Regions from separate parts of the Homo sapiens genome. Here region 1 is linked to region 2. A link is an interaction called in ENCODE POLR2A ChIA-PET data of the cell type or tissue named here. Cell type or tissue: GM12878. All regions are shown on one strand. Links, peaks and the distances in the headings refer to the core of each region. The heading gives the core; the rest is flanking DNA.

Region 1 (12,237 bases), core at 2,557-10,556, 110 kb after region 2:
TTGAACCCGAGAGGCAGAGGTTGCAGTGAGCCACGATCACGCCACTGCACTCCAGCCTGGAGTATATATGAAATATATATACATTTGACTAAATATCAAGCCAATAATCAGGGTTAATGCCAAAAACATCAGATCTCCACATCCAGATCTCTTCAAATTTTAATCTTAGTTAAATAATACTTAAACCCTTAAATAATACCAAGGCAGCCCAAAATAAACCATTTATGGGAAAAGAGTTAAACAATTTACAGACTGATTTTTCATACTTGCACAGGTAACCACTGGTGTCATATTTTGATAAGAAATCCAGGCCAGGGCCAGGCAAGGTGGCTCACACCTGTAATCCCAGCACTTTGGGAGGCGCCAAGGTGGGTGGGTCACTTCAGGTCAGGAGTTCGAAACCAGCCTGGCCAACGTGGTAAAATCCTGTCTCTACTAAAAATACAAATAATAATAATAATAATAATTAGCCAGGCATGGTAGCGGGCACCTGTAGTCCCAGCTACTCGGGAGGCTGAGGCAGGAGAATCACCTGAACCCAGGAGGCGGAGGTTGCAGTGAGCCGAGATCACACCACTGCACTCCAGCCTAGGCGAAAGAGCAATACTCCGTCACAAAAAAAAAGAAAAAAGAAAAAAAAAAAGACATCAAGGCCGGGCGCGGTGGCTTTCATCTGTAATCCCAGCACTTTGGAAGGCCGAGGTGGGCGGATCACCTGAGGTGAGGAGTTCAAGACCAGCCTGGCTAACATGGTGAAACCCCGTTTCTACTAAAAATACAAACAATTAGCCAGGCATGGTGGCGTGCAGCACCTCTAATCCCAGCTACTCGGGAGGCTGAGGCAGGAGAATTGCTTGAGCCCGGGAGGCAGAGGTTGAAGTGAGCCGAGATCGCGCCATTACACTCCAGCTTGGGCAACAAGAGCAAAACTCCATCTCAAAAAATAAATAAATAAATAAATCCAATAAAGCCAAGATACTCTCCACTTTGGGAGGCCGAGATGGGCGGATCACCTGAGGTCAGGAGTTCAAGACCAGCCTGACCAACTGGAGAAACCCCGTCTCTACTAAAAATACAAAAAAAATTAGCCAGGTGTGGTGGCGCATGCCTGTAATCCCAGCTACTTGGGAGGCTGAGGTGGGAGAATTGCTTGAACCTGGGAGGCAGAGGTTGCGGTGAGCCAAGATCGTGCCACTGCACTCCATCCTGGGCAACAAGAGCAAAACTCCGTCTCAAAAAAATAAATAAATAAAATAAAAATACAAATACAAAAATTAGCCAGGCATGGTGGCATGCGCCTGTAATCCCACCTACTTGGAAGGGTGAGGCAGGAGAATTGCTTATGCCTAGGAAGCAGAGGTTGCAGTGAGCTGAGGTGACACCAGTGCACTCCAGCCTGGGCAACAAAGGGAGACTCCTCCAAAAAAAAAAAGATACTTCAGCAGTTTTTAAAGTTTGGGTTTGTATGTACCCACATAACTGATTTTTAGATCAGGCTTTAAAACAGAGTCAGGGAAGCAATAAGAAAAAGGAGTTTCAAATCATAAAAGGTGCACCTGGGATAAAACCCGGAACCTACTGGGGCAACATAAAATTCAGTCAGAATATCTGACAACCAATAATCCCATCTAATCACTTCAAATAAGCAAATACATTTTTACTTTAATTACTTTAGGTTGGGCATGGTGCCAAATTCCTGTAATCCCAGCACTTTGAGAGGCCTAGGCTGGTGGATCCCTAGAGCCCAGGAGTGTGAGACCAGCCAGCCAGGACAACATGGTGGAAGTGAAACTTCGTCTCTACAAAAAAAACACAAAAATAAGCCGGCTGTGGCTGCGCGTGGCTGTTGTTCTAGCTACTTGGGAGACTAGCAGGAAAATCACTCGAACTCAGGAGGGAGAGGTTGCAGTGAGCTAAGATAGCACCACTGCACTCCAGCCTGGGTGACAGGGAGAGACTGTCTCAAAAAATAAATAAATAAATAAAGACTGTGACAATATCAAAGTCCCCAATAATATTGACTACGACAATATCAAAGTCCCTAACCCTATCTGTAAGTATTTTTTAAGATTGGTTCTTTTTGGGAGGCTTAGGCAGGCAGATCACTTGAGGTCAAGAGTTTGAGACCTGCCTGGGCAACATGGTAAAACCCAATCTCTATTAAAAATACAAAAACTAGCTGGGGGCAGTGGCTCACACCTGTAATCCCAGCACTTTGGGAGGCCAAGGTAGGCGGGTCACAAGGTCAGGAGATTGAGACCACCCTGGCCAACATGGTGAAACTCCATCTCTACTAAAATACAAAAATACAAAAAATTAGCCAGGCCTGGTGGCGCACCTTGTAGTCCCAGCTGCTCGGGAGGCTGAGGCAAGGGAATCGCTTGAACCTGGGAGGCTGAGGTTGCAGTGAGCCGAGACCGTGCCACTGCACTCCAGCCTGGTGTCAGAGCAAGAATCTGACTCAAAAAAAAAAAAAAAAAAAAAAAAATTAGGCCAGGCGCAGTGGCTCATGCCTGTAATCCCAGCACTCTCAGAGGGTGAGGCGGGCAGATCACCTGAGGTCAGCAGTTCGAGACCAGCCTGACCAACAAGGCAAAACCCCGTCTCTACTAAAAATACAAAATTAGGCAGGCATGGTGGCGTGTGTCTGTAATCTCAGCTACTTGGGAGGCTGGGGTAGGAAAATCACTTGAACCCGGGAGTGGGAGGTTGCAGTGAGCCGAGATCAAACCATTGCACTCCAGCCTGGGCAACAGAGCGAGACTCTGTCTCAAAAAAAGAAAAAAAAAATTAGCCGAGCCTAGTGGCGCACATTTGTAATCCCAGCTACTCGGGAGGCTGAGGCGGGAGACTTGCTTGATCCCAGGAGGCAGAGGTTGCAGTGAGCCGAGATGGCACCACTGCACTCCAGCCTGGCCAAGAGTGTGACCCTGTCTCAATGAAATAAAATAAAATAAAATAAAATAAAATAAAATAAAAAATAAAATAAAAATAAAATAAAATAAAATAAAATATGTAAAATTTGAGTTGAAATAGAACGAACTAGCCTACTCCTAAATCCTTAGTGCATGAGCTGCCTCCAAGGATGTTTCAGAAACATGTGAAAGTCACTGCCCTGGATAACTGAATTACCTAAAAAACTGACAAAAAATTGTTTTAAGTATTTCTAGATTTAAGATTCCTAAATGGTATAGAATACTGTGGTTTTTTTTTATTGAGACATTTAACAGCACAATTTCTCTAAGCCTTAGTTTTTCTGAACTGTAAAATGATGACTTTACACTAGAAGATATGAGGGCCTATCAACAGTAAAGTTACGCTATGATGAGGGCTATCATAAAATTAGTGGTGCTGATTTCTGAATTTTGAACACACATACTATGAGAGTATACATTTGCCATGTCCTAAGATCTTAATTTCAAGTTTCTGTTAACATCTTTGCTTTATATTTAAAGTCTACTATAAATTATTAGTCATGTATCTTTTTTCCCGATCACTAGGAACTAGATGGAAATATTTTTTAAAGCATGTCAATTTCTTTATCTTTCCTCAGGGAAGATACGTACCAGAAGAAATGTGTTGAGGAAAAAAATGACAGCTTGGTTTAGGTTTTTTTGTTTTGCCTAAATCTGAAAGGGCATACTGCCTACAGTGAGTTTAGCAGGGAGAAAGTGGGCCAAAATGAGGAAAAGAGAGAGACTACAATATGAATATATTCTAGAAGAATAGAAAAATAATCCAAGCTTCTTATTTTATTATTATTTTTTTAAACGGTGTCTCGCTCTTTTGCTCAGGCTGGAGTGCAGTGGCACAATCTCAGCTCACTGCAACCTCCACCTCCAGGGTTTGAGCGATTCTCCTGCCTCAGCCTCCCGAGCAGCTGGAATCACAGGCACCTGCCACCATGCCCGGCTACTTTTTTTGTATTTTTAGCAGAGACAGGATTTCAACATGTTGGCCAGGCTGGTCTCGAACTCCTGACCTTGGATGATCCCCCATCCCCCCTCGGCCTCCCAAAGTGCTGGGATTATAGGCATGAGCCACTGAGCCTAGCCGCAAGCTTTTGAAGTATAGTAACTTTCTGAGATAAAGAAAATATTCATATTTCTTATAAAAATCATTAAACGTATAATTATTTTGATCCTCTGTTCTGTTTTACCTCCTCTGATTAATTTATTAATTTATTTTGAGACAGAGTCTTGCTCTGTCACCCAGACTGGAGTGCAGTGGTGTGATCTCGGCTCACTGCAACCTTTACCTCCAGGGTTCAAGTATTTCTCCTGCCTCAGCTTCCCGAGTAGCTGGGATTACAGGTGCGGGCCACTACGCCCGGCTAATTTTTTGTATTTTCAGTAGAGATGGGGTTTCACCATGTTGGTTGGCCAGGCTGGTCTCAAACTCCTGACCTCAAGTGATCGGCCTCCCAAACTGCTGGGATTACAGGCGTGAACCACCACGCCCAGCCCTGATTAATTTATTATTTTAAGAATTAGTTATGCCAGACCAGGCACAGTGGCTCAGGCCTATCATTGCAGCACTTTAGGAGGCCGAGGCAGGCAGATCAACTGAGGTCAGGAGTTCAAAACCAGCCTGGCCAACAAGATGAAACCCTGTCTCTACTAAAAATGCAAAAATTAGCTGGGTGTAGTGGTGCATGCCTGTAATCCCAGCTACTCGGGAGGCTGAGGCAGAATCACTTGAACCTGGAGGCGGAGGTTGCAGTGAGCCGAGATCATGCCACTGCACTCCACCCGGGCCAACAGAGCGAGTATCTGTCTCAAAAAAAAAAAAAAAAAAAAAAAAAAAAAAAAAAAAAAGCATTAGTTATACTAGAATAATGAAAGGTAAAATGTTGTAAGTGCATTTTCATGAAACTCAATTGCAAAAAATTCCAAACTAACTTGTCAATTATGAAGAGAATATTTAGAAATCACACTCTCCATCTCTAAGTGCTTGATATAAAGTTCCAACCTCTTTATAATGAGAAAAAAAAAAAGGCAGGAAATGCATTTCTGGATACTTTTTTCCTTTGTGACAGAGTCTTACTATGTTGTCCCGGCTACCTTTGAAATCCTGAGTTCAGGCAACCTTCCCACCTCAGCCTCCAAAGTAGCTGGGGCTATAAGTATGTACAACCATGCCTGGCTTTTCTGTATTCTTTTTCTAAATAACCTAAAATACTGGTAAATCATATTCTGCTGCAAGTGACAGATCTTAGGCACACCTAATCACACCTGTAATTCCAGCACTTTGGGAGGCTGAGGCGAACAGATCAAGAGGTCAAGAGTTCAAGACCAGCCCGACCAACATGGTGAAACCCCGTCTCTACTAAAAATACAAACTAAAGGGCAACCTTTAGTCATACAATCTTTAGGTACACAACAAAGAAAAAGCATCATAAAATCAACAGTTAAGGCCAGGCACAGTGGCTCCTGCCTGTAGTCCTAGTGCTTTGGAAGGCTGAAGTAGGAGGATTACTTGAGTTGTGAACCTTTCAGAATTTAAGCAGAGTTTTGAGGACCACGTAAAGGACGTTGTGAGACTCCGAAAGTGTCATACAATGGTGTCCTTAAGGACCTGAAAAACTTAACAGTTCACCCTATGTACAAATAGCTTATAATTACAGAGCTATGGCTTCTTAGCAGTCAATCCCTAAAGAACAAATGCTTTTTGGGACAGAGTGTGATAGTTTACACCTCTTTATGTTCAAGATGCCTATTTCTTTTCTGATGTTAAATGAAGAATGAAAAACACTGAATTGTAACTGTTGATTTTTCTTTTTTCTTTTTTTTGAGGCAGGGTCTCACTCTGTTGCCCAGGGTAGAGTACACTGGTGTGATCACAGCTCACTTGAAGTCTTGAATTCCTGAGCTCAAGCATTCCTCCTGTCTTAGCCTCCCAGGCAGTTAGGACTTCAGGAAATACCACCATGCCAGGCTAATTTTTTTTTTAATTCTTTTTGTAGAGATGGGGTTTCACTATGTTGACCAGGCTAGTCTCAAACTCCTGGCCTCAAGTGGTTTTGTTAATGTTGTTCTCAAAATTTATCTCAAGTAGTAATTTAGCCATTAAATAAAAATTAAAAGTAAATTTTTTAAATTAAATAAAGTTAAATTTTATACAATATTAAACATGGAGAATCACAGTATACTATAGACAATGATAGATTTCATAGATTTCAGATGCAGCATAGCACACGGTATAAAATAATTACGAAAATGTTAGAAAGTAGATAAAGGAGTTTATTATGGCCAGGTGCAGTGGGTCACGCTTGTAATCCCAGTACTTTGGGAGGCTGAGGCAGGAGGATCACTTGAAGCCAAGAGTTTGAGACAAGCCTGGGTAACATGGTGAGACCTAGTCTCTACAAAAAATACAAAAATTAGCCGAGCATGGTGGTGTGTGCCTGTAGCTCCACCTACTTGGGAGGTTGAGGTGGGAGAAACTCTTGAGCCCGGGAGGTGGAGGCTGCAGTGGGCAGTGTTCACAGCCTGGCTGACAGAGCAAGACTCTTGTCTCAAAAAAAAAAAAAAAAAAAAAAGCCAGGCGCGGTAGCTCATGCCTGTAATTCCAGCACTTTGGGAGGCTGAGGTGGACAAATCAAGAGGTCAGGAGTTCAAGACCAGCCTGACCGACATGGTGAAACCCCGTCTCTACTAAAAATACAAAAATTAGGGCCGGGCACGGTGGCTCATGCCTGTAATCCCAGTACTTTGGGAGGCCAAGGCGGGTGGATCACGAGGTCAGAAGTTCGAGACCAGCCTGGCCAACATGACGAAACTTCATCTCTACTAAAAATACAAAAATTAGTTGGGCATGGTGGTGGGCACCTGTAATCCCAGCTAGTTGGGAGGCTGAGGCAGGAGAATCGCTTGAACCCAGGAGGCAGAGGCTGCAATAAGCCAAGATCATGCCACCGCACTCCAGCTTGGGTGACAAGAAGAGCAAGACTCCGTCTCAAAATAAATAAATAAATAAAAATAAACACACAAAAATTAGCCGGGCATGGTGGCACGCGCCTGTGATTCCAGCTACACCGGAGGCTGAGGCAGGAGAATCGCTTGAAGCCAGGCAGTGGAGGTAGCAGTGAGCTGAGATTGCGCCACTGCACGCCAAGCCTGGGTGACAGAGCAAGACTCTGTATCAGAAAAAATAAATAAATAAATAAAGAGTTTAGAGTTTATTATATTTATTATCTGTCACAGTCCTTCCAAATTCCTGTGCTCAGAAACTGGATTTCTTGCTTTGTAGTATTATACTTTAAAATAAACTTAGGCTCTTTTTTCCCCGTTAACATAATATAGTTTCAACTGTCTTTCCTCCTGGAAAAAGTCAAAGGTGTTTCCTGTTGCATATGCCTTGATACATCTCTCTTTGGGGCATGTCCTTAATTTTAACTCTTCCTATCAAAGAAGAAACCACTCATTTGGCTGAGAAACTCATTGCTTCTGAAAAGGCAAGTCAGAAATCTTTCTTCATTTCAGTCATTTCTGGCAAATGAGAACTAAAGCCAGCTCGAGGTTTAGCCCCTACTAGCTCCCCACCAGCATCAGATGCAACTATGAAGGGAAGCTACTTGTAATCATTTCAACCAAATCCAAAATTCAGAGAATCAAATTCTCTGTTCCACATTCCAACAGGTCCATCATCATGCAGTTTATCTTCCAAATTAAAACGATGATACTCTAAGATCAACATCTCTGCAGACATAGAATCTAAATTGAGCTTTACATTATTAGCAGGAGCAATATTTTAAGTGACAATACTCCCAAATTAAGCTGTGTGGATATAAGTATTTACTAATATATTTCCCCACTGATTCCACAAATGTGTACAAATCTTAACAAAAATGTATACCGTACTAGATAAAAGTCTACTCTGTTTAACAGTAAAAGGAACTTTAAAAATAAATTATTTTATTTCTGAACTAAAAGTACAAATGCTATATAACTACTTCTGTATTCCAAATAAAACATGCTTTTAAAAAACTGCTCTGAAGAATGGAAAAAATTATAAAACAAAACGTATCAACCACTTTTGTGAGGAAACCCATTACTGAAGATTTAAGTAATCATCCTGAATAAACAAACAATAAAGGATGCAAATCTCCCCTCACAAGTCAATTCTTTTGACACAGAATTAAGACTTTATCAAGTAGTTCATTACTGCAGCATATCAGTAATCTAACAATACATTTAGTAAATACATACAGTTCCAGAAAGGACATCATGAGGACAACAGTTGAGAAGGTGACTCTTGCATACTCTGTCATCACTGAATTTGATTCGTTGACGAGTTGTATCTCCTGTAATATAGAAGAGTTAATAACATTCAAGGTTAGACAACTGGAAAGTATTTTCTGAGAGCCCTACTATTACTAGCTTTTTATGTGTGGCTATATACACACATTATAAATCAGCTCAAGAGGGATTAGTTTTTATATACATCCTATAGAAAAACTATTTTAGACAACATGCAGTTGCAGTAAGTGTACTGCATACATAATTCAAATAGTCAAAGTGAGAAAGCAATGCATTCTGTTAAATAGAGTACTTCAGAAAAGCATAGGATTTTAGAGCAGGAATGGACTTTAAAGATTATCGAGTCCAACTCCTTCATATTGCAGATGAGAAAACTGAGGCCCCGAGAGGTTAAGCAACTTGCAGACCCACTAAGAGAGTTTATACTGGTATACAATGTTCCCTTCTTGACACTAAGCATTGATATATTTTTATTTACAGTAATTGAAAAACATAAAAAATAATCTTGCAAACATTGCATACACACTGCGAATCCCCACTGAACCCCAGACGCCATTTCTTCCACTATTTTGTTCCAGCTGAAGTGTCTCCCTTTTGCTGCTGGGAGGAGTTAGAGAGGGTAGAATAACGCGTTTAAGAGCGTACAAACCTGGAAGAAGGACTTACACACCAGTCAAACAAAGGCACATTGCCTAATGAAACGTTAACTTTAATGCGTCCAAAGGTTCCATACCTCCAAGTTTTATGTAGTCTGAGCTTTTTCATACTGCCAAACTGGGTATATTTAAATTCATTCTGTCTTCATATAACACAATACACCTACCTCCTAAGCAACAGAAGCATCCAACCTGCTTATCAAATATGGCTATCTACTCAAAACGTTAAAGAATCTAAGAAAAAGAAAGGTAACTAGCTCCAATAACAAAATATAGATGTTAGTTAAAATTTTTTTGCTTAGAATCTCTTTGGAAAAACAAAAGAAAAAACTCATTAGGATGTTTCCTCTTTCTATATAGAATGATAAGCCCTAAGAAATGTAGGTGTTTTATTTTAGCCTTAAACTGATATATTATCGATGAATGAAAACCTACTGGTGAATTACTGAAGCAAGAACTATTGGTGCCAAAAGAGATATAAATACCTCTGTATTTCACATGATATGCCTGGAGCACTCCAAAAACTTTCGTGTAGGATGTGATTCAATCACTTAGTTTCTGTATTTTCACATGTAAATAACAAAAAAGATTAAAACTTTACCCCTTCATATGGTCATATACTAAAGAGCTTAACTTAAATTCAACTAAACACTATCATTTTTAGATGGGGTAAGATTTTGTTCAAATTGTTTTAACGTGGTTAAAGATATTTTTAAAACATTCTAATTTGCAACCAGGGTATATAAAATTTTAACAACAGTAATTTATAGTTAAAATGATAGCTTCAGAGCAGTTCAACAATAGGTTTTCTAGAAGCTCGTCTCTAGTAGGTTATTTTTGACACAATTTGGAATATTCAGTTTAGTGTTTACGCCTGCTACTATAATAAAAGTTATTTTGATGGTCCTTTTTCCTTTTAAACACAACTGCTTTTGTTCCACATTCATTAACACATCTGAAAAGTTAGCGATAACTCACGGCTTGGCGAATGCGGGGCCTTTCTGACACTCCCTTGCAGATTGAGGTAGGCAGGCATAGATACATTGAACCTTTACAAATAAAACAAGGGGCCAGATTGTTCATTTTGTATAGAATAAACTCTGCCAGCAATTTCAATACAGCATCTAGAAGTACATGTTGACTGTAAAGATTCTTTTATATAAAAACAAAAGTGAACAAAATCAGGGTGTTTCATTTTTTTAAATACTGACTTAACAAGTATAACCCCAGATAATTGTATGACTGACTACAGGTAAAAGTCCAAAGCTGGAGCTCTGGACAATGTCTTTGAGCCAAGTGGGGTTTTAAAAAATTATTTCTTTAAAAAGTATGTTTCATCAAGACTTTGGTGAGGACCTCAAGCTCATGTTAGAATGGTGCTATGATAAACTCATATCAGAATGTCAATGCTATTTAATTAGAAGCTTTTTGCTTCCTACCATTTAAGAAAAAAATTTCATTTTAAATCTGTACCCTAATTATATTAAGCAATTTTAAAATGATAAAATTTTAAAGTTGAAACAAAAACAAAACAAAACAAAAAAATCCCTTATGTATCTAATAAGTCTTCCTGCTAAAAGTATCTAAATGTTTTGGTAATGGCAACAGCAGAATCATTTCAGTGCTTTGTTAAACTAATGGCTCAGGCCTTAGAATAAAATCAGTATTCATGGAGTTTTACTAATCAAACATTTCATCAGGCAGAGTAACTGATTTGTGCTTAACAACTTATATTCAAATATTAAGTTATTGTGCCCTGAAGACACAGCTATCAGTTAAAATATGAACAAATTCCTAATAGGAATATAGCAAACCAGGCAGTATCCCTGGTGAGCTTTTTTGTGTTTTTTAAAATTTTTATGGATACATAATAGTTGTACATATTTTCCCTGGTGAGCTTTTAAGATCAGAATCTGTTTCTATAAATGCCAAAAAACATTTTAAAATAACTCCTCACCGCAAATGAATGGGTGCTCCATAAATATTTGATAACCGTAGCAAACTCAACAAATACAGCTATCAAATAGCAGCCATTATAGAAATCTTTAAAACAATGAAATAATAAAACGCTTAATAATTTGAGATACAGAAATACCTTGAGAGAGAATAGCAACTGACTGTTTATTGATATTTTTAAAGTTCTGCCTTGGGGACTTTAAGGTTTACATTTTAAAACAATCTGGCTGCATAACCATGCAGTACTTAACAAATTTATTTGGGCTTATTCCATGGCAGTACAATTCAGCTAAACCAACAATAATTTTTAAAAGAAAAATGCTGGTAATTTGGTTTCTGTCAAGATATCTGGCCCAAACCATGTTTTTCATAAGAAACTAGGTAAAACAGCACCTATTTTATAAAAAGAAGAAAGAACTGCAAATAGGAACCAAATCACCTTATAATACAAGAAATTATTTTCAATTTAATGTGTTTTATCTTTGGGTTTTGTGGGCATAAAGTCATATAAAAATAACCTATTATGGGGGAAAAAGTATCCTGTCACAATGACATTGGATCCAAATCACAGAATCAAACCTATTAGTGACAACATCTGCTGTGCTAGGCAATGGAATTACAAAGGGGCATATAAGACAAGCTCTCTCCCCTCAAGGAGCCAATGATTTTGCTAAAGAAATAGGACATATTAATTTTTTTAATTTTTTAAATTTTTTTGTAGAGACAGGGTCTCACTATGTTGCCAAGGCTGATCTCCAACTCCTGGCCTCAAATGACCCTCCCACCTCGGCCTCCCAACATGCTGGGATTATAGGCAGGAGCCACTGCACCCGGCCGAGGATATATTAATGGAGTAATAAGTTATAATACAAGATAACATGATCCAAGTATCAAATGTGTGTTTCAATTAGGTAGTACTTCAGGAATTCTTAGACTAAAATTACCACCAAGAATGGAAATATTGGAAAAAGCTTCATGCAATAAGTAGCCAAAATTTGAAGGAAAGACAGGACTTAGATCAAAGTAAAGTAGAAAAAAAAGCACTACAACCTGGAGTAATAGCTTTGACAAAGCTTATAAGAGCAAGAAGGTTTGGGGGAACAGTAAGTAAACCATATCTGGCTTTGGCAAATGGCTTCATGTAGAATTGCAGAGTTGGGAGCAAAACAATACTTTTTGAGTAACATTTGATTTCTTACATTTTTCATTTTTTAATCCAAATTTTTAGTGTATAAAGTAAAAAAAAAAAATTAAAATAATGGAACAGAGATCAGGCGAAGTTACTTCTGTCAACAACAAAAAATATCCCACCTATAAAAACATGGAGATCTCTCTGTCCTATAACCTCTACAATAGTTATTCAG
Region 2 (12,237 bases), core at 1,424-9,423:
GGGGGGAAGAGAGACCAGGTGTGTGAAGCACTCTGCACAATGCCCCATTCAGCATAATTTATTTAATAAATATTCACTAAGCTCCTGGCGGAGATGTCAGTCAAGAACCAGGGATGGCGTGTCAGATACTGATCTGGGGATGCAGTGAGGATTTCTAGGGGGCCAGAGACAAGCATTAAAGGGTGAACAACCATGTGCACGTGCTGACCACAGACTGTGGAGAATGCTAGGAAGACAGCTGACAGGTGAGAGACCAAGGTGGGGGCTTAGGCGGTGTGAGGGGATGTCACACTGGCTTGGGTACCCTCTGAGCCTCTGAGCAGGTGGAATGTGAGCTGGGGATGGGCTGTGCCAGGGAGCTGGCTGTGCGGAAACCCCTCTCCTTCCTCATCTGTGTCTCCAGGGCCCCTAGAGGGGCCCAAGATGCCACGGGGATGACATCAGCCAAGAACCAGGAGTGGGAATGTTTGCCTCCTCTCTGGGGAATTAAGCTGCAATTTAATTTATGCTTGTAGAACTCAGTCTGTTCGGACAGACCAGATACCATCAGCCACCCTTGACCAGTGAACCTCATGGTGTGGGGCAGGAAAAATGATGAGGATTCCTGCAGGGCCACCTCCTGGAACCAGCCAGTGATTTGGAACTGGCATTAGAGGAAATGTTAGTGGTATTTCATCCAGGCCCTGACAGTGTCCAAGACACTTCTCAGTAGCACAACTAACAAATGAAAAGATGTTCAGCTTCATTCATAGTTAAAGAAATGCAAGCTGGAATTCAATATTTTTGCCCATCAGATTGGTAAGGACTAAGAAGATTGATGATACGGAGCGATGGGGCGGCCACGGGAACAGCCCTCGCATCCTTTGTTTGTTGAGCCTCTTGTGGGTAATTTAGCAGTACCCATCACATTCAAAATTCTGACCACCCTTTGGCTCAGCAATTTCATTTTAATGATTCTATTCTGAAGATATTTCAGAGATGTGATTTTTAAAAACAATATATACAAGTATGCTCACTGAATTATATCTATATCATGTTCAGCATTACAGTAATTATGTCACCCAAATGGAAACAACTCAAACGTCCATCAGGAGACTTCTTAAATAAATTACATATAGGAAAACATTTAATATGAGTGAAGTTTTGGAAATAAAGATATTTATATATATAATAACAGTACAGGTTAGTGTATACATTTGTTTAAAAATCTTGAAGACTGCATACCAAAATGTTAATAACAGAAATCTCTGGAGCATAGAAAACAGGGGACCTTTCTTTTCTACAGTATGCACTTCTGTAATATCTATATTTTGTATTGCAGACATACATTGCTGTTGCAAGCAGAAAACAGGATTTTAAAGTGAGGGAAAGGGAGAAAAGGATGAAAGGAAGGATCACGGTAGATATTTGTTCTTTTTTGCCAGCCAACATCTGAACCCCCTTGAAACATTTGGGTAATTCACCTATCTTAGGATGTCTCAATTTAGAAGTTGTAAATGGCCTTCTGGTGCCAGGCTGCTGTGCTGTGTCACAGGAGGTATAGAGAGACTCCATCGAAGCCTGGCCCTCACCCCAAGACAGACGTGGAGCCCAGTGAGACTTGGGTTTTCGGCCACTTGCAATCAGTTCCTCCTTCCTTCCTTCCTTTTATCTACCTTCCCTTCCCTCCCCCTTCCCTTCCCCCTCCCCTTCACCTTCACCTTCACCTTCACCTTCACCTTACCCTTACCCTTACCCTCCCCTCCCCCTTCCCCTTCACCTCACCCTTCCCTTCCCCTTCCCCTTTGTCTTCCCCTTTCCTTCCCTCCTCTCCCCTTTACTCTCTTTCTCTCCTTCCTTTCTTTTTGTGAGACAGGATCTCACTCTGTTGCCCAGGCTGGAGTGCAGTGGCACAATCACAGCTCACTGCAGCCTCAAACTCCCAGGCTCAAACAATCCTCCCGCCTCAGCCTCTCTAGTAGCTGAGACCACAGGTGCATGCCACTGCACCCAGCTAACTTTTTGCTTTTTTAGTAAAGACAAAGTCTCCCTATGCTGCCCAGATTCAAACTCCTGGGCTCAAGTGATCCTCCTGCCTTGGCCTCCCAACGTGCTGGGATTACAGGTGTGAGTCACCATGCCTGACCCAGAGTCTTAAATGATAAGGCAAAAAGTGGAGGAGGTATGAGAAGGATACTCAGGGTCTCGTGAAATCCACAGAATTGAACAAACAAGCTTTAGGAAGGGCTGAGATCGGACAAACTCTGGGGCCCAGAGCAGGAGTTTCTGGGCTTTCTCTCTAGGGAGCTGCCCTACTAGGAGCTCTGACAACACTCGGCTCTGGGTCTCTCATATCTAGTGTCAAATTCCTGCAAAGAAGAACCTAAGCTCAGGAGAAAGATCTGGGCTTGAAGGTCACTGACGTATGGTGGGTGAGAAGCTCTGCAGCAATTTTCAAAGGAACAGCCAGGAAGGCAGAAGGAGAGCTGGTAGAGGTGGTGTCAGGAAGCCCACAGGCCACAGATGAGTGGGTTTTTGAGAGGAGGAAGAAATGATCATAATGTCAAAACCTGAGAGATAAAACGAGCACTGAAGAGCATCTGCAGGCCGGGCACAGTAACTCACACCTGTAAGCCCAGCACTTTGGGAGGCCGAGGCGAGAAGATGGCTTAAGGCCAGGAGTTCAAGACTAGCCTGGGCAACATAGCGAGACTCCTCCATCCTTATAATATATATAAAATATAACATATATATATATATATATCTTTTTTTTCCAAAAATGGAAAAAAAGCATTTGCTGGGTTTGGTGACTTGTACCCTTGCCAAGGAAAATTTTGGCAGACAGATGGGGGCAATTACCTTGTTAAAAAAGGTTGGTCATGGCCCGGTGTGGTGGCTCACGCCTGTAATCCCAGCACTTTGGGAGGTTGAAGCGGGCAGATCACCTGAGGTCAGGAGTTCAAGACCCTGTCTCTACTAAAAATACAAAAATTAAGCGGTTGTGATGGTGCACACCTATAATCCCAGCTACTTGGGAGGCTGAGGCACGAGAATTGCTTGAACCCAGGAGGCCATGGTTGTAGTGAGCCGAGATCACGCCACTGCACTCCAGCCTAGGTGACAGAACAAGACTCTCTTTCAAAAAAAAAAAAAAAGTTTGGCCACGACAAGGAAGAATAGAGAGGGTGTTAGCAGGAGGAGGGTACTGGGCCCAAAGAGGCATTTAAAACTTGAACATGTTGAGTGATGCCCTTGACTGATGAGGAATGAGCAGAAGCCTCGTAGTGGTGGAGAAGGACCCTTTGGTGAAGCTTTCCCAGGTGATTTTCTGCTAAAGTTTTGGCTTTCTCAAAACACTCTCATAGTAAGCAGATGTTATTGCTCTTTTGCCCTCTAGAAAGCCAACAAGCAAAATGCCTTGAGCATCCCAAAAAACTGTTGCTGTGACTTCTGCTCTTGACCTGTCCACTTTTGCTGTGACTGGGCCACTTCCACCTCTTGGGAGCCATTGCTTTGTGCTTTGTCTTCAGGATCCTACTGGTAAAGCCACGTTCCATCTTCTGTTACAACTCTTCAGAGAAATGCTTCAGGATCTTGATCCTACTCGTTTTAAATTTCCATTGAAAGTTCTGCTCTTGGCTGCAGCTGATCTGGACGCAATGGTTTTCCATAGAGTGGAAACTTTGCTCAACTTTAATTTTTCAGTCAGAAAAGTGTAAGCTGAACCAATTGAGACGTCTTTGGTGTTGGCTGTTGTTTGTGCTGTTAATCGTTGGTCCTCTTCATGAGGGCACAAATAAGATTAATTATTTTACTCAAAAATTGATGTGGATGGTCTGCCACTGAGGGCTTTATCCTCAACATTGTCTCATCCCTTCTCTTTTTTTTTTTTTTTGAGATGGAGTCTCCTTCTGTCACCCAGGCTGGAGTACAGTGGCACAATCTCGGCTCACTGCAAACTCTGCCTCCCGAGTTCAAGCAATTCTCCTGCCTCAGCCTCCCGAGTAGCTAGGATTACAGGCACCCACTACCACGCCCGGCTAATTTTTTGTATTTTCAGGCACCCGAGTAGCTGAGACTACAGGCGCATGCCACCATGCCAGCTAATTTTTTGTATTTTAGTAGAGACGGGGTTTCACTGTGTTGCCCAGGCTGGTCTTGAACTCTTGAGCTCAGTCAATCCGCCCACCTCGGCCTCCCAAAGTGCTGGGATTACAGGCGTGAGCTGCCGCGCCCAGCTTAATTTTTGCTTTTTTAGTAGAGACAGGATTTCAGCATGTTGGCCAGGCTGGTCTCGAACTCCTTACCTCAAGTGATCCACCTGCCTCGGCCTCCCAAAGTGCTGGGATTACAGGCTGAGCCACCACGCCTGGCCTCATCCCTTCTTAAAACGAGTTTTCCATTTGCAAACTGCTGGTTTCTTGGGGGCATTGTCCCCATGAGCTTTTCATAAAAATATCAATGATGTCACCATAAATGTGATGATTATTCTTGCTTCAAATTTAGCAGAATCCTTGTTGCTCTGACAGGAGCTCTTTTCAAACTGATGTCTTATCCTTCTTAGTGCCTCAAACTAGATCTTGTCGAGACATGTGATAACAAGTTAGTACAAATTTATTTTGGTGCCAAAAAATTTTCAAATCCATGCATAGTTTTTTTCATAGTATGAATTTTCCATGAACCTTTTGAAGACCGCTTGTATAGAAAAAAACAGTATATATAGGGTTTGGTGCTATCCAAAGTTTCAGGCATTCACTGGGAGGTCTTGGAACTATCCCAGTGGATAAGGGAGGACTACTATGCTAAAAACTATCCCTTGTTTAACTGAAATTCAAATTAAACTGAGTGGCCTGCATTTTATCTGCCAACCCTACCCTGGGGGCACTTAAAAATACCAGAGGCCAGGCGGGGCGCGGTGGCTCACGCCTGTAACCCCAGCACTTTGGGAGGCCGAGGCGGGCAGATCACGAGGTCAGGAGATCGAGACCATCCTGGCCAACATGGTGAAACCCCGTCTCTACTAAAAATACAAAAATTAGCCGGGCGTGGTGGGGTGGGTGCCTGTAGTCCCAGCTACTCACGAGGCTGAGGCAGGAGAATCGCTTGAACCTGGGAGGCGGAGATTGCAGTGAGCCGAGATCGGGCCACTGCACTCCAGCCTGGCGACAGAGCAAGACTCCGTCTCAAAAAAAAAAAAAAAAAGAAGAATTGCTTATCCACGCCCTGTTTCTTTTCTCTTAGCGTTACTCAGTGGGGGAGTCCTCCCAAGTATGATGGAGAGTCCTTTCGAAACCCTGCTGGATTGTCAGGACAACCAACTGGGCTACTTTTCCACAGGTCGCCCCAATTCCTTTGGATTCTGATTTCTCTGAGGTCCCAGGATCCAGACAGGCTTGGCCAATCCTTCCCCGCCCAAACTGTAACTCTCAAAACCAACACCCCGGCATAGGGCTGGAGGGGAAAATGGGTGAGGTCAGAGACAAAGAAGAGGGAAGGGTCAGGCGGGGCTCCGGGTTCCCTGCCACAAGCCTCCGCTGGTGTTCTGCTTTTCTCCCGAGAGCTCCCGCCCACCCTGCAACCCTCGCCTGGCCCCGCTGCCGTTCTCAGCTCCCTCCCAGTGCCTGGTGGAGGCCGGGGCTGTGTCCCGAAGGGGGTCGGGGCAGCAGAACCTCAGCCACAGCCAATCACAGCGGGGTCCTTCGGGGAGGGGCGTGGCCTGACAACTTCGGCGACGCGGCTGGACCAATCCGGACGGAGGAGAGCGAAGCTCCTCTGCACTGGGCCCAGGTGCGCTCCTCAGCGTCTCCGGGTGGCGGGGCGCGCGGGATGGAGGAGTCTTGGGAGGCTGCGCCCGGAGGCCAAGCCGGGGCAGAGCTCCCAATGGAGCCCGTGGGAAGCCTGGTCCCCACGCTGGAGCAGCCGCAGGTGCCCGCGAAGGTGCGACAACCTGAAGGTCCCGAAAGCAGCCCAAGTCCGGCCGGGGCCGTGGAGAAGGCGGCGGGCGCAGGCCTGGAGCCCTCGAGCAAGAAAAAGCCGCCTTCGCCTCGCCCCGGGTCCCCGCGCGTGCCGCCGCTCAGCCTGGGCTACGGGGTCTGCCCCGAGCCGCCGTCACCGGGCCCTGCCTTGGTCAAGCTGCCCCGGAATGGCGAGGCGCCCGGGGCTGAGCCTGCGCCCAGCGCCTGGGCGCCCATGGAGCTGCAGGTAGATGTGCGCGTGAAGCCCGTGGGCGCGGCCGGTGGCAGCAGCACGCCATCGCCCAGGCCCTCCACGCGCTTCCTCAAGGTGCCGGTGCCCGAGTCCCCTGCCTTCTCCCGCCACGCGGACCCGGCGCACCAGCTCCTGCTGCGCGCACCATCCCAGGGCGGCACGTGGGGCCGCCGCTCGCCGCTGGCTGCAGCCCGGACGGAGAGCGGCTGCGACGCAGAGGGCCGGGCCAGCCCCGCGGAAGGAAGCGCCGGCTCCCCGGGCTCCCCCACGTGCTGCCGCTGCAAGGAGCTGGGGCTGGAGAAGGAGGATGCGGCGCTGTTGCCCCGCGCGGGGTTGGACGGCGACGAGAAGCTGCCCCGGGCCGTAACGCTTACGGGTGAGTGCTCACCTGCGCCGGCAGCCGACGCCGCCAGGTCGGGTGGACGTAGCCGAAACCCCCACACCCGCCCAGCCCTGGACCGCTGGGCAGCTGACCGACTAAGGGACCCAGTTGGCCATCCCGATCCCCAACCCGATCTGGCCTCTCGGGCTTACAATCAATAACATTCCTGTCTACGTAACTGTAATTCACATTGTTGCCGTGTCTCACGCCTGTAATCCCAGCACTTTGGGAAGCCGAGGCGGGCGGATCACCTGAGGTCAGGAGTTCGAGACCAGCCTGACCAATATGATGAAACCCCGTCTCTACTAAAAATACAAAAATTAGCCTGGCATGGTGGCATTCACCTGTAATCCCAGCTACTCAGGAGGCTGAGACAGGAGAGTCGCTTGAACCCGAGAAGCGGAGGTTGCAGTGGGCCGAGATCATGCCATTGTACTCCAGCCTGGGCAACAAGAGAGAAACTCCGTCTCAAAAAAAAAAGAGTAAAGCCACTCCCCTTCTCATCCTCCCCTACCCGCACTCCCGAACTTTCAAATTCCCTCTTAGCATGCGCAGCACCTTTGAGAAGTAGCAGTGGAAGGAACTCCAGATGAGGGGAAGTCATTCAGGATCAGGTGGCAGGGGTGGCAGCCCAGATCCCCCCATCCCTGCACTGCCAAGGACTTTCTGGAAGGTCCAGGCTGCTGCTTTCTTTCCACCACACTGAGGAACATTTAGCCCCAAACACTCATCCATTCAGTAGATAGTGAGTGGGACCACAGGGTAGATGTGCCAGTAGTATGTGCGGCTGGTTATTTTGTGGTGTGGGGGAGGGGGAGCTTGACACAGAAGAAAGAGCCCACAAAAGATACAGACTGTCCTGGATAAGGAGACTGGAGGGAGTAGTTGGTGAATTTGGGGCAAGAGATAGCCAATTTTTTTCTTTTTTTCTTTTTTCTTTCTTTTTTTTTTAAGAAATAAGTTTTGCGCTTGTCACCCAGGCTGGAGTGCAATGGCACAATCTCGGCTCACTGCAACCTTCGCCTCCTGGATTCAAGCGATTCTCCTGCCTCAGCCTCCTCCCGAGTAGCTGGGATTACAGGCGCCGGCCACCATGCCTGGCTAGTTTTTGTATTTTTGGTAGACAGGGGGTTTCATCATGTTGGCCAGGCTGGTCTGGAACTCCTGACCTCAGGTGATCCAGCCGCCTCAGCCTCCCAAAGTGCTGGGATTACAGGTGTGAACCACCGGGCCAGCCAGAAAGCCACATCTTGAAAGGTGAGTAGGAGTAGGGGGTGCTAGGGATCCCTGCTAGGTAGAGAGACTGGAAGGAGCAACGGCCAGGAGGGGTCAGAGCCCCGCCCAGCAGGCAAACTGGCAAAAGCTTGGCTGATTGAGAAGCAGGCCAAGCCCACTGACAGGCACCAAATTCCCAGGGCCTCTAGTTGAGAGGTTCTTAGACAGGGCTAGGGTTCAGGGGCTTGGATCACTCAGGAACTTTTGCAGAGTTTGATGTGAGCACATTTTCTGTGTGATGGAATATTAGTTTTCTATTGCTGTTGTAACAAATTACCACAAACTTAGTGTCTTTAAGTGACACAAATGTATTATCTTACAGTTCCGTTAAGTCAGAAGTCTATAATGCCGGCTCACTGGTCTAAAATCGAGTTTTCAGTGGGGCTGCATTCCTTTCTGGGGGTCTAGGGGAGACTCCCTTTTCTTGCCTTTGCTAGCTTCTGGGCTTTTCTTAGGTCAAGCCCTTCTCTATATTAAAATCCAGCGTTGTTGGTAGAGTCCTCCTGCTGCCACTTCTGATGCTCACCACCTGTCTTCCTCTTCCACATATAAGGCTCCTGAAGCTGGGCACGGTGGCTCACGCCTGTAATCCCAGCACTTTGGGAGGCCAAGGCGGGCGGATCACTTAGGGTCAGGAGTTCAAGACCAGCCTGACCAACATCGTCAAACCCCATCTCTACTAAAGATATGAAAATTAGCCAGGCATGGTGGCAGTCACCTGTAATCCCAGCTACTTGGGAGGCTAAGGCATGAGAATTGCTTGAACCCAGGAGGTGGAGGTTGCAGTGAGCTGAGATCATGCCACTGCACTCCAGCCTGGGCGATAGAAAGACTCAGTCTCAAAAAAAAAAAAAAAAAAGGGCCAGACGCGTTGGCTCACACCTGTAATCCCAGCACTTTGGGAGGCCGAGGTGGGCAGATCACAAGGTCAGGAGTTCAAGACCAACCTGGCCAACATGGTGAAACCCCGTCTCTACTAAAAATACAAAAAATTAGCCGGGCATGGTGGCACGCACCTGTAACCCCAGCTACTCAGGAGGTTGAGGCAGGAGAATTGCTTGAACCCGGGAGGCAGAGGTTGCAGTGAGCCGAGATCGCACCACTGCACTCCAACCTGGGCGACAAAGCAAGACTCTGTCTCCAAAAAAAAAAAAAAAAAAAAAAAGAATATCTGGCTTCTTTCTCCAGAATATAAAGTTGGAACTTAAACGTTGTGGTTTATGTTGGCATCCCAGGCTGAGGGGGTGGGTGCTGGGGTGAGGTGGGTGAGATGCTGGTGTGCTGTGTCTGTGGTTCTGAGTTGGGTTGGTTGGGATGGTCTCCACTAATCTGATTATCCTGTTTGCCCCCGTCCCAGGGCTACCCATGTACGTGAAGTCCCTGTACTGGGCCCTGGCGTTCATGGCTGTGCTCCTGGCAGTCTCTGGGGTTGTCATTGTGGTCCTGGCCTCAAGAGCAGGTATGGTGTCCCTGCAGTCCCCATCCCCTCTCCCTGCCGCTCCACTACTGGGGCTGTGTTTCCAGCCCTTAAAACACCTTAGAATTAGAAAGAGACACTGGGAGATGCAACACGAAGACATGGTGCTTGATGAGCAAAGTTAAGGAAAATGGGTGCCTTCCTCCCACTGGATACAGCTTGTGCCCTGATAAGCAATCAGATGCCAGCTGCCACCCCGGGGACTTTGTGCACTGCACAGACTATAAAAGCTCCCTGGGGCCCTGCCCACCTTGAGGTTTGCCAGTTCCATGCCCCTTCATTTGAGGCAGCAGCCAGGCTTTGTTTATTTAATGCAGCTTACCCTGCAGCTCACCAGCAGTCTCTGTGCTTGCAGGAGCCAGATGCCAGCAGTGCCCCCCAGGCTGGGTGTTGTCCGAGGAGCACTGTTACTACTTCTCTGCAGAAGCGCAGGCCTGGGAAGCCAGCCAGGCTTTCTGCTCAGCCTACCACGCTACCCTCCCCCTGCTAAGCCACACCCAGGTGAGAAGGGGGTGTCCAATCTAAGGGGGTACAGATCTTTCTAGACCACAGAATCCTAGCACTGGAAAGAAGCTTAATGATTGAGTCCAGCTCTTCATTATAGAAATCACCAAGGTGTAGAGGAGTAGCATGACCATAACTTCGTGCAGCCTCTAACTCCTGTGCTCAGGCAATCCTCCTGCCTCAGCCTTTTGGGTAGCTACAGGCATGTGCCACCATGCCCAGCTTTAAAAAAAATTTTTTTTTGGCCAGGCACAGTGGCTCACACCTGTAATCCCAGCACTCTGGGAGGCCAAGGCAGGCGGATCACAAGGTCAGGAGTTCTAGACCAGTCTGACCAACACAGTGAAACCCTGTCTCTACCAAAAATACAAAAATTAGCCGGACATGGTGGCGGGCGCCTGTAATCCCAGCTATTTAGGAGGCTGAGGCAGGAGAATTGCTTGAACCTGGGAGGCAGAGGTTGCAGTGAGCCGAGATCACTCCACTGCACTCCAGCCTGGGCAACAGAGCAAGGCTCCGTCTCAAAATAAATAAATAAATAAAAATAAAAATAATTTTTTTTTAAGGGACAGGGTCTCACGATGTTGGCCAGGCTGGTTCAAACTTCTGGCCTCAAGTGATCCTCCTTCCTTAGCCTCCCAAAGTGCTGGAATTACAGGCCATGAGCCACTGCGCACAGCCAAGCACTTATGTTTTTAATCGTTGGTCTCTGGGTCATCTTTTGATAGGCTGGGCTTGGCTGGACAGCTCAGCTTTATAATGCAGATTGCCAGGGCTTGGTTTGAGGCTGCAGGTTGGGTCTGTGTAGAATATTCCATCCCCATGGGAGAGGGAGAGGAGTGGATGTTTGCTGAATAGTAATCCAGTCAGTGGGTTTGAGAGCATCTACAAAAAGGGACCAATAGATAGGATCCAGTCCTTGGCATAATTTTGTTTTCCTTTTTTATTTATTTATGTGTTGTGTCTCACTCTGTTGCCCAGGCTGGAGTGCAGTGGCATAATCTCGGCTCACTGCAACCTTCACCTCCCGGGTTGAAGGGATTCTCTTGCCTCAGCCTCCCAAGTAGCTGGGATTACAGGCATGTGCCAGCACACCTGGCTAATTTTTGTATTTTTAGTAGAGATGGGGTTTCTCCATGTTGGTCAGGCTGGTCTCAAAATCCCCACCTCAGGTAATCCGCCCGCCTCGGCCTCCCAAAGTGCTGGGATTACAGGTGTGAGCCACTGCGTCCAGTGTTGTCCTTTTTTTTTTTTTTTTTGAAACAGGTCCTCACTCTGTTGCCCAGGCTGAGTACAGTAGTGCAGTCATGGCTTACTGCAGCCTTGAACTCCCAGGCTCAAGCAATCCTCCCACCTCAGCCTCCTGAATAGCAAGGACTACAGTCATGTGCCACCACAACTGGCTAATTTATTTTTTGTAGAGACACAAGTCTTGCTATGTTGCCCAGGCTGGTCTTAAACTCCTGGACTCAAGCGATCCTCCCACTTCGGCCTCTCAAAGTGCTGGGATTACAGGTGTGAGCCACTGTGCCTGGCTTTTTTTTTTCCCCATTTAAAAAAATTGTGGGCCGGGCACAGTGGCTCACGCCTGTAATCCCAGCACTTTGGGAGGCCGAGGCGGGTGGATCACAAGGTCAGGAGATCGAGACCATCTTGGCTAACACGGTGAAACCCCGTCTCTACTAAAAATACAAAACATTAGCCGGGCGCGGTGGCGGGCGCCTGTAGTCCCAGCTACTCCAGAGGCTGAGGCAGGAGAATGGCATGAACCTGGGAGGCGGAGCTTGCAGTGAGCCGAGATTGTGCCACTGCAATCCGGCCTGGGCTAAAGAGCGGGACTCCGTCTCAAAAAAAAAAAAATTGTGTTAAAATACACATAACATAAAATTTACCATCCTAGCCATTTTAAGTGTACAGCTGAGTGATATTAAATACATTCATAATGTTGAGCACCTATCACCACCATCCATCTCCTGAACTCTTTTCGTCTTGTACAACTGAAACTCTAACCCCTCTAAACACTGATTCCCCATTTCCCCCGCCCCCAATCCCTGGCAGCCACCAAGCTGCCTTTTCTCTCTCTCTCTTTGGTTTGAACTATTCTAAGAACCTCATACAAGTGGAATCGCACAGTATTTGTCTTGTTGTGACTGGCTTATTTCACTTAGTATCATGTCCTCAAGGCTCACCCGTGTCGTAGCCTGTATGAGAATTCCCTTCCTTTTTAAGGCTGAATAATACTCCATTGTGTGTATGCACCACATTTTGCTTATTTGTTCACCGGTCAGTGGACAGACCCTTGGGTTGCTTCCATGTTTGGGTTGTTGTGAATAATGCAGCTATGAATTTGGGTGGACAAATATCTCTTCGAGACCCTGTTTTCAGTTCTTAGAGTATATACCCAGAAGTGAGA

Evidence for each region. Peaks named below come from ENCODE experiments on the same cell type or tissue, not always from the same donor. Only the 100,000 strongest peaks of a DNase experiment are listed, where the experiment ranks them.
Region 1: POLR2A ChIA-PET joins it to region 2 with 11 read pairs; 5 of 35 experiments call an interaction of 5 or more read pairs at or near these places.

What each region holds. Positions count from the first base shown.
Region 1 is chr7:139,372,130-139,384,366 of GRCh38, reverse strand. It overlaps FMC1-LUC7L2 (FMC1-LUC7L2 readthrough), which reads right to left. Exons shown (of 11, transcript NM_001244584.3): 3 at 8,211-8,305. LUC7L2 (LUC7 like 2, pre-mRNA splicing factor) reads right to left here. Exons shown (of 10, transcript NM_016019.5): 2 at 8,211-8,305. Among named protein-coding and RNA genes, the nearest start is that of LUC7L2, 18 kb to the right of the region's middle. In GM12878, for the core only: no CTCF peak of the experiment used is centred there; no DNase peak of the experiment used is centred there.
Region 2 is chr7:139,477,211-139,489,447 of GRCh38, reverse strand. It overlaps KLRG2 (killer cell lectin like receptor G2), which reads left to right and starts at 5,775. Exons shown (of 5, transcript NM_198508.4): 1 at 5,775-6,562; 2 at 9,201-9,302; 3 at 9,676-9,821. The coding sequence starts at 5,806. RefSeq lists silencers at 5,606-5,665, 6,126-6,405 and enhancers at 6,536-6,615, 9,129-9,629, 9,630-10,130. In GM12878, for the core only: no CTCF peak of the experiment used is centred there; no DNase peak of the experiment used is centred there; H3K4me3 peaks cover 936 bases; H3K27me3 peaks cover 718 bases.